2 separate regions of the Homo sapiens genome follow, and region 2 is linked to region 1. The links are chromatin loops, found by intact Hi-C in ENCODE. Cell type or tissue: PC-3. All regions are shown on one strand.

Region 1 (2,500 bases):
CCTGGTCTTAAACAATCCTCCCACCTCAGCCTCCTGTGTGGTAAAGTGTGCCACCAAGCCCAGCTAATTTTTTTACATTTTGTAGAGATGAGGTCTTGCCATGTTGCCCAGGCTGGTCTCAAACTTCTGGGCTCAAGTGATCTTCCCACCTTGGCCTCCCAGAGTGCTGGGATTACAGGTGTGAGCCACTGTACCCAGCCTAGATATTTTTCTATACACATACATATATACATAATGATGATTATTATTTTTCTAGAGATGGGTCTCACTCTGTTGCCTAGATTAGAGTGCAGTGGCATGAATCATAGCTCACTGAAACTGAACTGCTGGGCTCAAGTAATCCTCCTGCCTCAGCTTCCTGAGTAGCTAGGATTACAGGGACACACCACCATGCCTAGCCTCAATTTTAAATTTTTTGTAGAGATAGGTCTCACTAAGCAACAGCCCCATCTGATCTCGAACACCTGGCCTCAAGTGATCCTCCTGCCTCAGCCTCCCAAAGTATACTGCACCAGGCCCATATTATACATAACTATTGACATTAAAAATGTTCTTTTGTGTGTCACCTACAAACACTCTAGAAGCCACCTTCCTTAAGTACCATATGATCTCTAAGTTCCTTCTCAAATTAAAATTATGTGGTTAAGTTTCAAGAAACTAATTTCTTAATGATGCAGAAGGTTTTGCTTGAATGACTCTTCAACCGAGCATCTATTATTTATCAGGCACTGGGAACTCAGGGATAAACAAGGCATGATCTCAGTCCTTGAACATAGAGTCTCGTGGAGAAGAATGGCGTAGAAAATGCAGTGTCATGATGTGTAATCATAAAAGTAGATGGGTACACACCACTTCAGGAGAATGGCAGAGGGAGTTAACATCTTGGCACTTAGCATTTAGTATTTCTTCTGTAACACACATTCCATTCTATTTTAATGAGCTTGCAAACATTTTTCCTGCTGGATTTTTGAGGATCAGGAATGTGTTTTGTTCACTATCTTATCTCCTACAGTCCTTGGCATACTGCCCTACAAATCAGTAAATGTGTTTATATGACTCATATGGCAAAAGGCAATTTTTTTTTTTTTAATAAGTGAGGAATGTTCCAAAAGCCAATGCTATTAACATTGACCAGCTTCTTCTAGTAAGGAGAGGAGACAGTATTTTTTCAAAGTGCGGTCCTAAGACCACCTGCAAGAGAATTAATTACATGCTGGGAATGTGTAGATTAAAAACTCATTTTCCTGTTCTCCATTTCAGACCTACTAAATCAGCCTCAGAGTGAAGGAAGCTTCATTTTTGGTGTCTCAAGTGATTCTATTTGAACCAAGGCCTGAGAACACTGCAGTGAGGTGTTTAGGCCAGCGTCAAATCACCTATTTCTGGGCAGAGGTGCCTATCCTTAGCAATGGGGCTGAGGCTGGGGTGGAGGTTGCTACTGCAGATCACTGAGGCTGATAAGGGTGAGTCAGATGCCCCAAGAGGAAATTGAAAGCTTTGGAATGGAACCAAAGATCGTGACTGACATGCAGTCATGCAATCTGCAATCAGAAGTTAGTATTACACGATGCGCTAGATAATTGTAGAGTAATCTTGCTTTTTGTTGATTTTAACCAGGTAATTTAAAGTCATTACTCATTATTTGGATTTTCACATTTGAATGTTTACTCTTTGTATTAATGTGTACTGAGTATTTAAAGCTTTTAAATTAGCTTTTTTAAAAAGTGTATTTTAGGCCAGGTGCGGTAGATCATGCCTGTAATCCCAGCACTTTGGGAGGCCAAGGCGGGTGGATCATCTGAGGTCAGGAGTTCGAGACCAGTCTGGCCAACATGGTGAAACCCCATCTCTACTAAAAAAATACAAAATTAGCTGGGCGTGGTAGCACACACCTGTAATCCCAGCTACTCAGGAGGCTGAGGCAGGAGAATTGCTTTAATCCAGGAGGCAGAGGTTGCAGTGAGCTGAGGTCGTGCCATTGCACTCCAGCCTGGGTGATGAGAACGAAACTCCGTCTCCAAAAAAAAAAAAACGGTGGGGGGGAGGCGGTATTTTAGATTTACAGTTGGATTAAATCCTTGAAAGAACTCAAAAGAAGGAATTAATCTGTTAATGCCTTTTCTTTACCTTCATAAAACATCAGGGAATATTTCATGAATATTCCTTATATCCTACTTTCTAGCTCTGAGCATTACTTTGCTGGTAGAAACTAGTCTACATGTATATAACTATAAATGACTATCACAAATCACTCTTTGATGTTAAAAACAAACTATCTGGCTGGTTGTGGTGGCTCATGCCTGTATTCCTGGCACTTTGGGAGGCCCAGCTGGGAGGATTGCTTGACACCAGGAGTTCAAGACCAGCCTGGGCAACAAAGTGAGCCTCAGTCTCTGCAAAAACAAATAGCTGGGCATGGTGGCGTGCGCCTGTTAGTCACACCTGCTCAGGAGGTTAAGGTGGGAGGATCGCATGAGCGTGGGAGGTCGAGGCTGCAGTG
Region 2 (2,500 bases), 880 kb after region 1:
TCTGTCCCCAGGCTGGAGTACAATGGCACAATCTTGACTCACTGCAACCTCCGTCTCCCAGGTTCAAGTGATTTTCCTGCTTCAGCCTCCTGAGTAGCTGGGACTACAGGCACGCACCACCACGCCCAGCTAATTTTTGTATTTTTAGTAGAGATGGGGTTTCACCATGTTGGCCAGGATGGTCTCAAACTCTTGACCTCATGATCCACCAGCCTCGGCCTCCCAAAGTGCTGGGATTATAGGCATGAGCTACTGCGTCAAGCCAGCAAAAAATTTTTTTATATTATTTTGCTTTTAGAGTTCAGATAAATCAGCAAACTTCCTACCTTTCCTTCCTTCCTCTTTCTCCTTCTTTCCTTCTTTCTTTCTCTTTTCTTTTTCTTTCTTTCCTTTTTTCTTTTTCTCCTTCCTTCCTCTCTTTCCTTCCTTTTCCTTCCTTCCTCTTTCTTCTTTCGTTCTTTCTTTCTTTCTTTTTTTCCTCTTTTTTTCTTTTTTTTTTCTTTTTTTGACAGGGTCTCACTCTGTTGCCGAGGGTAGAGTACACTGGTGCAATCACAGCTCACTGCATCCTTGAACTCCTGAGCTCGAGCGATCCTCCCGCCTCAGCCTCCTAAGTAGCTGGGGCTATAGGTGCATGCCACCACACCCAGCTAATTAAAACAAATTTTTTTAGAGACCAAGTCTCATTATGTTGCCCAGACTGTTCTTGAACTCCTGGGCTCAAGCTACCCTTTCATTTTAGCTTTCCAAACTGCTAGGATTACAGGAGTGAGTCACCATGCCCAGCTGACAAACTTTTTCTTAAAGGGCCAAGTGACAAATATTTTAGGCTTGTGGGCCATATGATTGCTGCTATAACTACCCAACTGCCATTTTAGTGTGAAGCAGCCATAGATGAAACACAAATGTAAATTATGTTTAATGTAAAATATGTAAATTAATGGGCATGGCTGTAGTCTGATATTTTATTTACAAAAGTAAGTAAAGTTTTACTTTATTTACTGATCTGCTGTCTGTACTTTGCTGACCCCTAAGTTAAAACATCTGAAAAATTTCACTTACCAGACAATTGGGCTCTTTGAAGAGTTTTGGTCACTGTGACATACCAAACAGAGAAAGTCCTGATTAAATACTGGTTGAAGAAATGAACAACTAAAAAAGCCATTTATTACATGATTTCTTTTATCTTTAGATTCCTTAACAAACAGTGCCATCTGTTGAAGAACTATTAGGAAATACTTTTCCTGTAAACTGAGTATTTACTACAGAGCACTTGAAAAAAATGACAATTATTGGTTCACTCATTCAACAAATACATGTTTATCATCTATGTACCTAGCATTATACTTGGCACTGAACTGTATCAAAGAGATAAGGTTTAGATGTTTATAGAGCATACAGACAAGTGGGAGACTATATTATTGTAAGCACAATTGGAAGCTGCTGGGGTAGTATTTCCTGCACCCCATCACATACATACATACATACATACATACATACATACATATATATATATATCACATTTTAAAAAATCCATTCATTCCTCTATGGACATTTGGACTGCTTCTGCCTCTTGGCTATTGTGATTAATGCTGCAGTGAATATGAGTGTGCAAATATCTCCTTGAGATCCTGCTTTCCATGTTTCTTGTTTGTTTTTTTGAGACAGAGTTTCGCTCTTGTTGCCCAGGCTGCAGTGCAATGGCGTGGTCTCCAATCACTGCAACTTCTGCCTCCTAGGTTCAAGCAATTTTCCTGCCTCAGTCTCCCGAGTAGCTGGAATTACAGGTGTGTACCACCACACCTGGCTAATTTTTCCATTTTAAGTAGAGACGGGATTTCACCATGTTGGCCAGGCTGGTCTCAAACTCCTGACCTCAACTGATCCACCCACCTTGGCCTCCCAAAGTGCTGGAATTACAGGCATGAGCCACCATGCCCAGCCTGTTTTTAGATATATACCCAGGAGAGGGATTGTTGGATCATACTGTAATTCTATGTTTGGTTTTTAAGGAACCTCCATACTGTTTTTCATACCAACTGCATCATCTTACAGTCCCACCAGCAGTGCACAAGCGTTCCAATTTCTCCACATCCTTGCCAATACTTGTTATTTTTTGTTTTATTGATAGTGGCCATCCTAATGGGTGTGAGGTAATACCTCATTGTGATTTTGATTTGCACTTCTCTAACAGTGATGTTGAACATCTTTTCATATGCTTCTTGGCCATTTGTATATCTTCTTTGGAGAAATGTCTATTCAGATCCTTTGCCCAATTTTTAAATTGTTTTGTTGTTGTTGAGTTGTAAGAGTTCTCTACATATTGTGGAAATCAATCCCTTATCAGACATATGATTTGCAATTGTTTTCTCCCATTCCATAGCTTGCTTTTTCACTGTGTTGATTATTTACTTTAACATGCAGAAGTTTTTAAGTTTGATGTTATCCAATTTTTCCATTTTTGCTTTTTTTGCTAAAATCCTTTTTGAAGGCATTGGAG

What was found. A loop is a pair of places that touch in the nucleus more often than their neighbours do. Peaks named below come from ENCODE experiments on the same cell type or tissue, not always from the same donor. Only the 100,000 strongest peaks of a DNase experiment are listed, where the experiment ranks them.
Region 2: a loop joins it to region 1, with 3 times the contacts of the local background. A loop is called at or near these places in 8 of 110 quality-filtered maps.

What each region holds. Positions count from the first base shown.
Region 1 is chr12:104,218,708-104,221,207 of GRCh38, forward strand. All of the region lies in intron 1 of TXNRD1 (thioredoxin reductase 1), which reads left to right. Among named protein-coding and RNA genes, the nearest start is that of TXNRD1, 4.2 kb to the left of the region's middle. RefSeq lists an enhancer at 739-883 and a cis regulatory region at 806-816. In PC-3, no CTCF peak of the experiment used is centred here; DNase peaks (open chromatin) are centred at 334, 854 and 1,494; H3K4me3 peaks cover 615 bases; H3K27ac peaks cover 2,500 bases.
Region 2 is chr12:105,099,997-105,102,496 of GRCh38, forward strand. It overlaps LOC414300 (a long non-coding RNA gene), which reads right to left. Exons shown (of 2, transcript NR_121211.1): 2 at 2,476-2,500. Among named protein-coding and RNA genes, the nearest start is that of WASHC4, 6.5 kb to the right of the region's middle. In PC-3, a CTCF peak has its summit at 1,209 (motif pointing left); a DNase peak (open chromatin) is centred at 775.